2 separate regions of the Homo sapiens genome follow, and region 2 is linked to region 1. The links are chromatin contacts, found by Hi-C or POLR2A ChIA-PET in ENCODE. All regions are on one chromosome and are shown on one strand. Each heading gives the region's core, a stretch centred on a gene start or an enhancer-like site at or near the end of the contact. The rest is flanking DNA. Distances are from core to core; before and after follow the strand shown.

Region 1 (5,918 bases), core at 2,741-5,240:
TCCCCTCCCAGACCGCCAGGAGCACCTGGGAGGGCCCCTCAGATCCACCCGAGACCCCCAAGGCCTCAGCGAACCTGGGTGGGCTGTAGCTACTGATGCACAATGACCTTCCCAGCCCCACCCCAGCGCCCCCCGCCCCAGAACCAAAGCCCGGTGGTGGCCAGCAGACACAGGCGGCACCTCGGGGTCTGGGGGACGCAGCTGCGGCTGGCTTCTCCCCGACCCTGTGGGCGGCACCCAACTCCCCACCCTGCCGGGTCCTCCCGGGGCCATCTCGGAGCCACCCAGCACTTGACCATGGCCCTGACAAGGCCCCTTTGTACTCACTGGCAGTCGGAGGGCGTGGGCCGGTAGTAGAAGGAGGGTACTTTGGACTCAAACCTGGCTCTCGCGGCGTCGTTCCCGTGGGAGGCCATGAACTGCAAGAGAGGAGGGGCCGGGTCAGAGGCCTGGGGTCCCAGGGGCAGCCTAGGAGGTGCCAGCTGCCCTTGGGGCCGTCACCACAGTGACCCGCAGACCCAAGGCTCTGAGGGCTCCACCAGCACCAGGACGGGAACGCCACCTCCTCCTGCCCCAGGGACACCATTTCTGAGTGATCGACCCTCCCCTGGGACAGGGAAGGAGCCAGCGTCCCTAACGACGGGGTCCCGGCAAAGGGGGCCCAGGGGCCAGGCCCCTTTTGAGGATGGGTCTGAGGTTTGCCCCACCGTTTCAACCCCCAAGTCCACCCACACCGGGTGTCCCGTGGGAGAGAGCTGGCTGCATCCTGTGACCCCCATCTCTGCCCCAGAGAGCGAGGGCTTCCTCGTTCACCCAGCTCCCCAGCTCACATTTAGCAAAGAGCCAACAGGCGCCAGACACGGGGGCCTGGAGATGGGCTGGTGAGCGAGAGACCCAGATGTGGCTAGGACAGAGTCTCTGAGGGGACTCTGCAGGGACACACTGCAGGGACCCAGAACATGTTTACGAAACAGGCTGAGGGAGAAGGAAACGGCGCCGTGAAGGAGGGGAGGTGCTGCAGGAGGCTGTCGTTCCAGGAGGCTCGTGCTCCAGGAGGCTGTCACGCACACTGTGCTCCTGGCAGGCGCAAAGGCCCTGAGGGTGGACGCTGGCAATGACCCTGCCGCCAGCCAGGTATGGTGAGCCTTGAGCAGCAGGAGGGGCCGCCACACCCCACGCCAGCCCCGAGGGCATGGGAGAGGTTCTGCTTGCTATGCTGTAAGCCCCCAAGGCAGCTGCTGTTTGCACCTTCAAGCTCCTGAACACCACTCGCCTGAGGCCGCAGCCAGGCCCAGCCAGACTGAAGTCCCCTGACATCACCCTGCTCCGAGGATCACATGGCAGTAAACAGGGAGGGCCCAGAAGAGCAGCTGGAGAAATCACAAGCAACAAGAGGCTGGCACCAATTTAAAATTCGAAAACCAATGGCTTTTCCATAGAAAACTCAAATACAAGGAGAGATCCTGTCACCAACAGCAACAGGACAAATCACCTGAGTGGCTGGATGAGAAATGTCCCAGGTCTCCAAGGGAAAACTGGCGTGTGCTCCCGAGGACGAGAGCCTCGACCCGAGACACAGGGAGGTAGAAAAATGTCTCCTTATGGGAGTCTACATGTTTTTTATAATAATTGCCAAAAAACAGCAACAGAATTTATTATATTTTTTTACCTAGAAATGGTTCTAAAGTTGAAAAAATTAACAAGGGCCAGCCGGGGACAGGGGCTCACATCTGTAGTCCCAGCACTTTGGGAAGCTGAGGTGGGAGGACCCCTTGAGCCCAGGAGTTCAAGACCAGCCTGGGCAACATAGTGAGACCCTGTCTCTCAAAAAAAAAAAAAAAAAAATTAGCCAGGTGTGATGGCGCACACCTGTAGTCCCAGCTACTAGGGAGGCCGAGGTGGGAAGATGGCCTCAACCTGGGAGTTTGAGGTCGCAGTGGGCTATGGTCGCACCACTGAACTCCAGCCTGGGCGGCAGAACAAGACCATGTCTCCACTGGACACAGCGGCTCACACCTGTAATCCCAGCACTTTGGGAGGCCGAGGCGGGAGGATCCCTTGAGCCCAAGAGGTCAAGGCTATGAGCTATGGTTACACCACTGCACTCCAGCTTGGGAAAAAGAGCAAGACCCTATCTCTGCAAAAAAAGGAAGGTAAAAATAAAAAATAAATAAAAATGGGTAAGGGTTTTTAAAATTACTTTTACATGCATATGTATACTTTTAATTTGTTTTAATGGAGGTGGGGTTCCACTCTGTTGCCCGGGCTGGTCTCAAACTCCTGGGCTCAAGCCATCGTCCCACCTCGGCCTAAAAATGGGGAAGGATTTGATCGGACATTTCTCCAAAGAAGATGCACAAATGGCCACTCGGCCACGCAAAGGCACTCAACACTGTTAGCTGTCAGGGGAACGCAGATGAAAACCTCAATGAGCTACCACCTCTCCCCACTAGGATGGCAAGGTCAAAGTGGCACAGGGGAGTGAGCTGGAGAGAATGTGGAGTGATCAGAGCCCCCGCACGCTGCTGGTGGGAACCTCCGGCTCTGGTGACTAACAGTCTGGCAGTTCCTCAAAACGGTAAACACAGAGTTACCATAGAGTCCAGCGATTCCTCTGCACCGTAAGAGACGCGAAGACGCAGAGACATGCACATGAGTGTTCACAGCACATTCTTCGTGACAGCTGAGAACGGGAACAAGCCCCAGCTCCGTGAACGGAACCACAGATAAACTAAATGTGATCGAGCCACACCATGGAGGGTTCCTCGGCCATAAAGAGGAATGCCGGCCGGGCGCGGGGGCTCACGCCTGTCATCCCAGCACTTCAGGAGGCAGAGGTGGGCAGATCACGAGGTCAGGAGTTCAAGACCAGCCTGGGCAACACGGTGAGACCCCGTCTCTACTGAAAATACAAAAATTAGCCGGGCGTGGTGGTGCACGCCCGTAATCCCAGCTACTCGGGAGGCTGAGGCAGGAGAATCGCTTGAACCCGGGAGGCAGAGGTTGCAGTGAGCAGAGATCGTGCCACAGCACTCCAGCGTGGCTGACAGAGCGAGACTCCATCTCAAAAAAAAAAAAAAAAGAGCAACACAATTCTGACACACGCTACAACCCAGGCGATCCTTGGACACACGGTGCCCATGGAGGAAACCAGACACAAAACACCACGAATCGGCCGCACGTGGTGGCTCACACCTGTGATCCCAGCACTTTGGGAGGCTGAGGTGGGAGGATCGCTTGAGCCTGGGAGTTCGGGACCAGCTTGAGCAACATAGTGACACCCTGTCTCAAAAAAAAAAAAAAAAAAAAACAAGACCACGTATTGCATGATTCCATCTGTTTGAAATGTTCAGAACAAGCAAATCCACAGAGACACAAAGCAGCTCTGTCTACATTCAGTAACGGCTGGGGCGGTGGTGATGGGAGGGGTGGTGAGTACCGGCTGTGTTGGGACGTTAAAATGTCCTGAAGTTAGACAGTGGTGATGGTCGTGCAGCCCTGTGGCTTCACTAAAACTACTGAACTGTACGCTTTACGGGAGTGAATTGTATGTGGATTATACCTCAACAAAGCTGTTATTAAAAAATAACCTTCAGGGTTGGGTGTGGTGGCTGAAGCCTGTAATCCCAGCGCTTGGGAGACTGAGGCGGGAGGATCACTTGAGGCCAGGAGTTCAAGACCAGCCTGGGCAACATAGTGAGACCCCCGTCTCTACAAAAAATACAAAAATTAGCCAGGCGTGGTGGTGCACGTCTGTAGTTCCATCTACTCAGGAGGCTGAGGTGAGAGGATCGTTTGAGCCCAGGAGCTTGAGGCTGCACTGAGCTGTGATTGAGCCACTGCCCTCCAGCCTGGGTGACAGAGCAAGACTGTCTCAAAAAAAAAAAAAAAAAAAAAAAAAACCCTCAGGCAGAGAAGGCCTATTTATGTATGCTATAGACCCTAAAACCACAAAATAAAACGCTGACCACTTTGACTATGTCGAAGTAAAAATTTCCACGGCAAAAACCACCATGAGCAAATTCGAAAGACAACCTAGAAAAAAATGTTTTTGGTATCTCAGATTAATTTCTCTAACATACCAGCAACCCCTAGAAGATGAAAACAGCTAACATTGCAGCAGAAAGGCAGGCAAAGGTGTGAAGAGAGTTCACAGGCAAGAAAACACAGGGCCGGGCGCGGTGGCTCACACCTGTAATCCCAGCACTTTGGGAGGCCAAGGCGGGCGGATCACGAGGTCAGGAGTTTGAGACCAGCCTGGCCAACATAGCAAGACCCCATCACTACAAAATTTTTTTTTTTAATTAGCCAGGGCTGGCGCGGTGGCTCACGTCTGTAATCCCAGAACTTTGGGAGGCCGAGGGGGATGGATCACCTGAGGCCAAGAGTTCAAGGCCAGCCTGGCCAACATGGCAAAACCCCGTCTCTATTAAAAATACAAAAATTAGCTGGGCATGGTGGCACACACCTGTGATCCCAGCTACTCGGGAGGCTGAAGCAGGAGAATCGCTTGAATGTGGGAGGTGGAGGTTGCAGTGAGGTGAGATCACACCACTGTACTCCAGCCTGGGAGACAGTGAGACTGTCTCTAAAAAAAAAAAAGTAGCCAGGCACGGTGGTGTATGCCTGTGGTCCTAGCTACTCCTTGGGAGGCTGAGGCAAGAGGATCACTTGAGCCTGAAAGTTCAAGGCTTTAGTGAGCTATGATAGTGCCACTGCATTCCAGCCTGGGCGACAGAGTCAGACTGTGTCTCAAAAAAAAAAAAAAAGAGAAAGGAAGGAAGGAAGGAGGGTAGGGAGGGACGGAGGGACTGAGGGAGGGAGGGAGGGAAGAAAGGAAGGCAGGAGGGAAGGAAGGACGGAAGGAAGGACGGAGGGACGGAGAGACAGAGGGAGGGACGGAAGAAAGGAAGACAGGAGGGAAGGAAGGAGGGAGGGAGGGAGCGAGGCCCACACAGACCCCTGGCTGCCTGGCCAGGGTGGGGACGGTGCTCAAAGGTGGGAGACAGGGAAGGAGACAGCTCCCTTCTGTGACTGTCCTTGGAAACTGCTGAATGTGTCACTAAATTGTCGAAATACATTAAATAAGGTAGAGACGACCCACGTGTCCATCAGAGGGTGAATGAATAAAGCAAACGTGTTCCATCCACACAAGGCATGTTCTCCGGCCTTGAAAGGAACGAAGCTGTCACACAGGCTGCAGCGTGATGGGCCTCGGGGACCTGGCACCGCGGGAAAGGAGTCGGACGCCGAAGCTCACACGCCGTGCGATCCCGTTTTTAAAAGTCCAGAACCCACAAATCTACACAGAGAGAAAGTGGATTTGCAGCTGCTTTGGGCTGGGCGGGGGTAAGAGCCAAAAGGCACGGACTTCCTTTCTGGGGTGATGAAAATGTCCTAATATTGGCTTCAGCGAAGGTTGCACAACTCTGAATTTACTAAAAAACCTTCAACTGTGCCCTTTACACGGTGAAATGTATGGCTGTGAACGGCATCTCTAGGAAGCAGTTGTTTTAAAAGGTATTATCAAGGAATAGAAAGTAGGGAGAAAAAAAAAAAAAAACATAAAATGTGAAGAAAAGGAAAGAAGAGAAGAATCTTTGGTTCCTGGCCCTTCAACCTCGGTCCGGTCCTCAGCAACGGCCACCTCAGGCCCGTTTCTCCCTTAGGGGTGGGAGCAGGCTTAGCCCCCGGATGTCCCCGCTGACCACCAGCCCAGGAATGGCCAAGGGGCCTGAGTGCAGGGAGCCAGGGGGGGCCCAGTGCAGCTCCCGCCCCACAGAGTCCCCAGCAAGAAGCCGGGCTGAGACCCAGCCCTGCCTGGGGGCCGGGGTGCAGGTGCTCTCAGGAGACAAGCCCCCAGGCCTGCCTGAGATTCATCTTTGGTTTTTATCGCACCAGTGAACGTGCAGACAACA
Region 2 (6,199 bases), core at 1,902-4,401, 140 kb after region 1:
CCCACACAGGCGTTACTCCTCCCAGAAAAATAAGAATAAAGTCACCATTGACTACACCCCTGAGGGCTTCTGTGGCCCTGAGGATGGAACTGAGGTGTTGGGGTATCCTGCAGCCCTCCCAAGGATTCCGGCAGAAGTGAGAGCACACGTTCCTGCCTCCGCCCTGCTGCACAGGGCAGCCTGGCAAGAGCTGTATGGCGGTGCGCACGGTCCGCACTCCGTCAGGTTGGGAAGTGAAGGAAGAGCAGAGAATCTAGGCAGGAAGCATAACGTGAACATGCCCATTTCACATGTACCCCTACTCCTACCCCTAACCCCTAACTCTAACCAACTTAAACCTCACCTAAACACCCTATTCCTAACCCCCTAACCACCCTAACCCTAACCCTCAACACCCTCATCTGAACCCTAACCCTTACAGAATCGCTCTGGGCCTGCCTGGCTTTGCCAAGCCTGAGCGTGTGAGTGCATCTGACCTGCCCCCTCCGTTCTCTCTGGGCTCCTCCATCCTGTGTCTTCTGGCATCGCTCACAGACCCACGCCCCATCCTGCTCAGCCACCTTGACTCGCTGGGGGACCACAAGATGAACACAGCTCTGACACTGCCAGCTGACCCCGGCCACATCTGGGGCTTCCACGCGACGCTGTCCCCAAACAGCAAATCTTTGGGTACAGATGGGAGGTGTCCTGAGGCTGGGACAAGGACTGGGCAGGGGCTGGCAGCCGGTCTGGCAACATAAGCAAGCCCCTGGCTTTCCCTCTGCTCACTGCCTTGGCTCTCTTCCTCACTCTGTGACTGATCGGGTGCTCCTGAGAAACGGGCTCCCTGTGCTGCTCCTGGGGTGTGCGTCATTTTCCCGTGTCCCGTGTCCTACGGGTTCCAGGCACTACAATTCACTGGTCCACTCTGCTGCTGACAAACATGGGGACTGTTTCCAACTTCAGGCGTTCGTGCACGAAGCGGCGCTGTTCTGCCGTGTCTCCCAGCGCCCACCATGGGCCCCTGCGTGGGGCACTCCTCGGGCAGACACAGCCTCAGCCGCGCACGCTCACCAAGTGTGGTCTCACGTCCTCACCTGCCCTTGGTGCCATGTGTCTCTGGTATTTTGTGCCAAGCCAGGGGAGGATTAAGGCATTTCCCATCTTAATGACGTCTTGGCCTCTCCAAAGAAGCGCCTCTTTAGGGATTCTGCCCACGTTTCTAAGTGATGTAAGGTCCTTCCTGGTTTGATCTGAATGTGGGCCCTTGCCACGGCTCCTTAATCTAACTGTACCCCTGTACCTGTGCTGTTCTCTTTCCACAGAAGGGCGAGCTCTACCACACCACAGAGAAGTCAGAGCTCCGCAAGTCCCCACCTGGAAGATGGAAGACCCCTCAGAAACAGCCTGTTCTTCCCTCTGCAGAGGTGGGGGGCAGGGGGACTAGCCACACTCAAAACTGGCAGCCTCTGAGGGGAGGGAGTCACTTCAACATCTCGAACTTTAGACAGATGTGTGTGCCTCAGGCAGCATACACACACACATACATGCGTGCAAGCATGCACACATATGCAAGCACGCATGCACACACACAAACACACACGTCTGTCTCCTCCCCGGGAACACCGTGACCGGAAGAGGCTTCACACGCGTCGGCTGCAGGGTAGGAGACCCGACACAGCGCCGGGTCCTGATGGGCTGTGACGTGAAGATGGGGAGACCAGGCCCTTAGCAGCCACAGAACAGGCCCCGGAAAGACGCACGATGGCTCCACTCTTGGAAGCAGATGGTGGCTCTGTAGGGAGACAAGGCTTACCTTGCTCCAGGGACTCTGAGGAGACGCTGTGCAGGGAGGCTGCCCCCAGCAGGAGACATGGAAGGTGAGGGCAGAAGGAACAGCGGTGGGGAGCAGGGGCACTGACAGGTTCCAGACCCTGACCCTGAGCTTCCCACAGCGCCTAAACGCAACACCCTGACTCCTGAGAGGAAGGGAGGGAATCCCGAGCTGACCTCACACAGGAGAACCGAAGCTCAAAGCTCAAGTGTCACCCTGAAAGGCACCGGCAGACAAAGGCTGAGTCTCCAGAGCCAGCCCTGCATCCACCCAAACTAGCGTGGTGCAGGGACTCCTCCCTCGGCCGAGTCACCTGGCCCCAGACTGTCGGATGTGGGGCCAGCAGGGACCCTGGGGGACGCCCCATGGACACGAGGGAGACTGAAGCCCAGAGGGTCCCACAGCAGTGAGCAGCCCCTGCTGCCAGGCTCCAGGGCTCCAGAAGCCCCAGCCCACCCCACACTCAGGGCGCACAGAAGGCCCCAGGAGGGAGGGTGGGAAACGCCGGGTCAAGCGAGCAGCATCCGATTCTTTTCTGCAGGACATCTGAGCTGTGCCACACACACTAAGGCTTCTAAAGAGAAAAGACAGCGTTCCCCGCTGTCCAACCCTAATCATCACAGGACGCTTTCTGCAGAGCCCCTTGGGGCACGAAGATTCTTCCCAGCACCAGTCTGAGAAACGATGAGGCCCTGGGCAGGAGGAAACATGGCCCCATCCTGTTCTAGGGGCCACGGCACCCCTTGGGGCCCCTCTCCAGACCCAAGGCTGGACAGGCTGGCTTCCTGCCCAGCTCCAGCCAACTGGCATACACTAAGTGTGCAGCTGAGGTGGTGGGAGGAAGGTAAAACGTACCCCACTTGGCAGCCACTTCCAAAATTAAACATGGTTAACATCTGTCCCCGCTGTCCCAATTCCAGACATTTACCCAAGAAAAATGGGAACGGAAGTCCACACAAGCACCTGTATACAAATGTTCACGGCAGCTTTGCTCATAAGAGCCCAACACTGGAAACAACCCAACTGCACATCAACAGGTGGACAGATAAACAGATGTGGCCTGCGCATCGAAGGAATGCTACTCGTCAGCGAAATGGACCCACCGGGGACAGGCGCGGCAACAGGGTGAACCTCACAAAACATGCAGCTGCGGGGACACAGCTAGATGTGAGCACGTGCAAAGTACTGGAGCCTCTTCAGCAGCTCCAGAGCAGGGAACCCACCTCACCAGCGACACAGCGGCGACGAGGGCCGGGTCTGGGAGGGCGTGGGCCAGGGAGGGGCGACGGAGGCGGTCTCCCTTGCCGGGGTGCTGGTGACACAGCGGCTGCACCTGTCAGAACACGCCAGGGTGGAGACAGGAGATCTGTGTGCTTCCCGAGTACAGATCACGGCTCAGCATCTCATGGGAAAGGGACAGGGCTCTCTTCAGGACACGCAGTAAGATTTCAAGTGCGGGCACTTTTAATACTCCGCGATCCAAAGGCAGCTCCAGGGCCAGCCGCGGTTTCCGGCCTCAAGGGCAGGCTCGGTTCTGGAGCTCCCTCCAGTGGCCGTCGGGGTGCCGTCACTTTCAGGGCCCCACCAGGAGAGCAGGGGCCCCGCCGAGGACCAGAGCGCCTGGACCAGAGGGAGCCCTGCGCGGCCGGCACGGATGCCTCTCAATAGGCGGCATGGGGCCGACACGACTCGGTGAGTTCCCGCCACGGCTTTCGCCGGCAGCCGGCGGCTGGAGGACAAGGAGAATGCGCCGGTTCTGTTCCTGGACAAGCTCCATGGCGCTGCGGGGTCCCGGCCCAGAAAGCCCACCCTCCCCCAGAATTTCCCCAGGCCCACAGAAGGGGACCGGAATGGGAAAAATACCGACAAACGCAGCAACGGTGCGGCCGTAGGTGTCTGCGCATCCGGCGGGGCTCCTACGGGACCCCCACGCCGCCTGGACGCCGCCTAGCAGATTTGGGGCCAGGCTAATTGGGGCCCATCGTGGCCCACAGATGCCAGCTCCGGGCCATGCTGAGGGACAGGGGAGCGGAGGATACTGCCTGTTTCCCGGCGGGGGGCCCTGCTCAACAGCCTTTCCCTTCCCTACAAACTGTCCCAGGATCCCGGGCCATTCCTTCCAGTAAGTTGGGAAGTCCAGGACCAGACCTCAACGTGGAAAAAGCTGGAGGAGAGAAGGGGGGACGAGGGGTTCTACCTGCCCTCTACCTACCTGCCCTCCTACCTGTCTGTCCACGGGATGCCCAGAGGCTCCCAGACCACCAGCCCCAGACCCTTGGTACTGCGTCCCCAGCTGTCTGCCAGGGGCCTGCTGGGGAGGCCGATGCCCATCCCTAAGCCTGAGCCTCCAGCCCGGCACGAGGGAAGGCCCCACATGCCCCAAAGGAGAGGGTTCGGGGCACAATCTTCACAAAGGCTGGAGTGCACCCCAGAGGTGAGGGTTTGGGGCACAGTCTGTTGGCGGAGGCAGGAGTACACCCCAGAGGTGAGGGTTTGGGGCACAGTCTGTTGGCGGAGGCTGGAGTGCACCCAGAGGTGAGGGTTTGGGGCACAGTCTGTTGGCGGAGGCTGGAGTGCACCCAGAGGTGAGGGTTTGGGGCACAGTCTGTTGGCGGAGGCTGGAGTACACCCCAGAGGTGAGGATTTGGGGCAGTCTATTGGCAGAAGCTGGAGTACATCCCAGAGGTGAGGGTTTGGGGCACAGTCTGTTGGCGGAGGCAGGAGTACACCCCAGAGGTGTGGGTTTGGGGCACAGTCTGTTGGTGGAGGCTGGAGTGCACCCAGAGGTGAGGGTTTGGGGCACAATCTTCACACAGGCTGGAGTGCACCCCAGAAGTGAGGGTTTGGGGCACAGTCTGTTGGTGGAGGCTGGAGTACACCCAGAGGTGCGGGTTTGGGGCACAGTCTGTTGGAGGCTGGAATACACCCAGAGGTGAGGGTTTGGGGCACAGTTTTCACACAGGCTGCAGTGCACCCCAGAGGTGAGGGTTTGGGGCACAGTCTTCACACAGGCTGGAGTGCACCCCAGAGGTGAGGGTTTGGGGCACAGTCTGTTGGTGGAGGCTGGAGTACATCCAGAGGTGCGGGTTTGGGGCACAGTCTGTTGGAGGCTGGAATACACCCAGAGGTGAGGGTTTGGGGCACAGTCTTCACACAGGCTGCAGTGCACCCCAGAGGTGAGGGTTTGGGGCACAGTCTTCACACAGGCTGGAGTGCACCCCAGAGGTGAGGGTTTGGGGCACAGTCTGTTGGTGGAGGCTGGAGTACATCCAGAGGTGCGGGTTTGGGGCACAGTCTGTTGGAGGCTGGAATACACCCAGAGGTGAGGGTTTGGGGCACAGTCTTCACACAGGCTGGAGTGCATCCCAGAGGTGAGGGTTTGGGGCACAGTCTTCACACAGGCTGGAGTGCACCCCAGAGGTGAGGGTTTGGGGCACAGTCTTCACACAGGCTGGAGTGCACCCCAGAGGTGAGGGTTTGGGGCACAGTCTTCACACAGGCTGGAGTGCACCCCAGAGGTGAGGGTTTGGGGCACAGTTTTCACACAGGCTGGAGTGCACACCAGGGAGGCTTCCCGCCTCTGGCAGAATCACCGCCATGCTCAGTCACAAACCCAGAGCTGCGTTTGGACGCTGCAGCACACGCTGCGGCCCCAGCAACGGTCCTGCGCACCAGGCTCCTCTCCCAGTAAGGTCCGCTTCTCTGTGGAGCTCAGGGGTCCCTGCAGTGCCCACCTTAGCAGAGGGCAAAGCCTTGAGACACGGATGCTTTGTCCTCAGGTCTCCACTGGCTCCTCAGAACAGGGCCCCTCAGCGCTGCAGTGTGTCACATGTCCCCAGTTTCCCCTCGTGGTGCTCACGCCACACCCCTGGCACGGAGGCTGGAACCCAGGTGTCAGTCCTGGCTCTGACCATGACCTTGGACAAACCACCCCTCAGACCTAGAGCCCTCATGCACATCCCCATGGTCACTGCCACCCGGCAGGGAGCAGGACAGCCCCGGGGGTCTGTGACTGTCCCCGGGACATCAGTCTGAGAAACAGCGCTGAGTTGGACGCTGCCTGGTGTGGACACTCGCCCTCCACAGTCACACAAACTCGGCTTTGCAAAATCAGTTCTCAGTGAAGGAAATAATGTACACAGTGGTCCACTTCCAAGACACAGTGTCTTGCTTGCTTAGGTCAGCAAGCTACAGAAGACCAGGCCCCTGCCTGGGTTGCCGATGCCTGCTTGTCGGCCTCCCCATCCCCAGTCTTCCCCCCAACGCTTAGTTGCCTTCACCTGACCCAAAAACTTTTAGTCTATGACGAAAGTTTTACTCGTCTGCAACATAGCTTGTTTTGTCTGTTCTTATCAGTCTGCCCAGCTACTTAGGTCATAAGTCAAA

What was found. Hi-C counts contacts between places; a loop is a spot of excess contacts on that map. ChIA-PET counts read pairs that join two places held with the same protein, here RNA polymerase II (POLR2A). Pooled maps may share reads with other maps.
Region 2: a loop to region 1 is called in a map with no recorded cell type, with 1.8 times the contacts of the local background. The contact joins the promoter of CHLSN-AS1 here to the enhancer-like site in region 1. A Hi-C loop is called at or near these places in 6 of 168 maps with a recorded cell type or tissue (B cell, GM12878, heart left ventricle and 2 more), 18 of 37 single-sample maps with no recorded cell type and 16 of 50 pooled maps. POLR2A ChIA-PET finds 5 or more read pairs at or near these places in 3 of 52 experiments (CD8-positive, alpha-beta memory T cell, GM12878 and activated CD4-positive, alpha-beta T cell).

Annotation. Positions count from the first base shown.
Region 1 is chr7:926,226-932,143 of GRCh38, forward strand. ADAP1 (ArfGAP with dual PH domains 1) reads right to left here. Exons shown (of 11, transcript NM_006869.4): 3 at 328-419. Among named protein-coding and RNA genes, the nearest start is that of ADAP1, 25 kb to the right of the region's middle. RefSeq lists enhancers at 1,810-2,396, 2,652-2,741. Within about 2 kb of position 3,991, at least 5 of the 41 ENCODE cell types and tissues checked have a DNase peak (open chromatin) inside an H3K27ac peak, as active enhancers do; they include GM12878, where a contact is called at or near this core.
Region 2 is chr7:1,062,580-1,068,778 of GRCh38, forward strand. It overlaps CHLSN-AS1 (CHLSN antisense RNA 1), which reads left to right and starts at 3,152. Exons shown (of 3, transcript NR_187853.1): 1 at 3,152-3,505. The region is part of intron 2 of CHLSN (cholesin); the gene reads right to left. RefSeq lists a silencer at 1,774-2,068 and an enhancer at 3,125-3,294.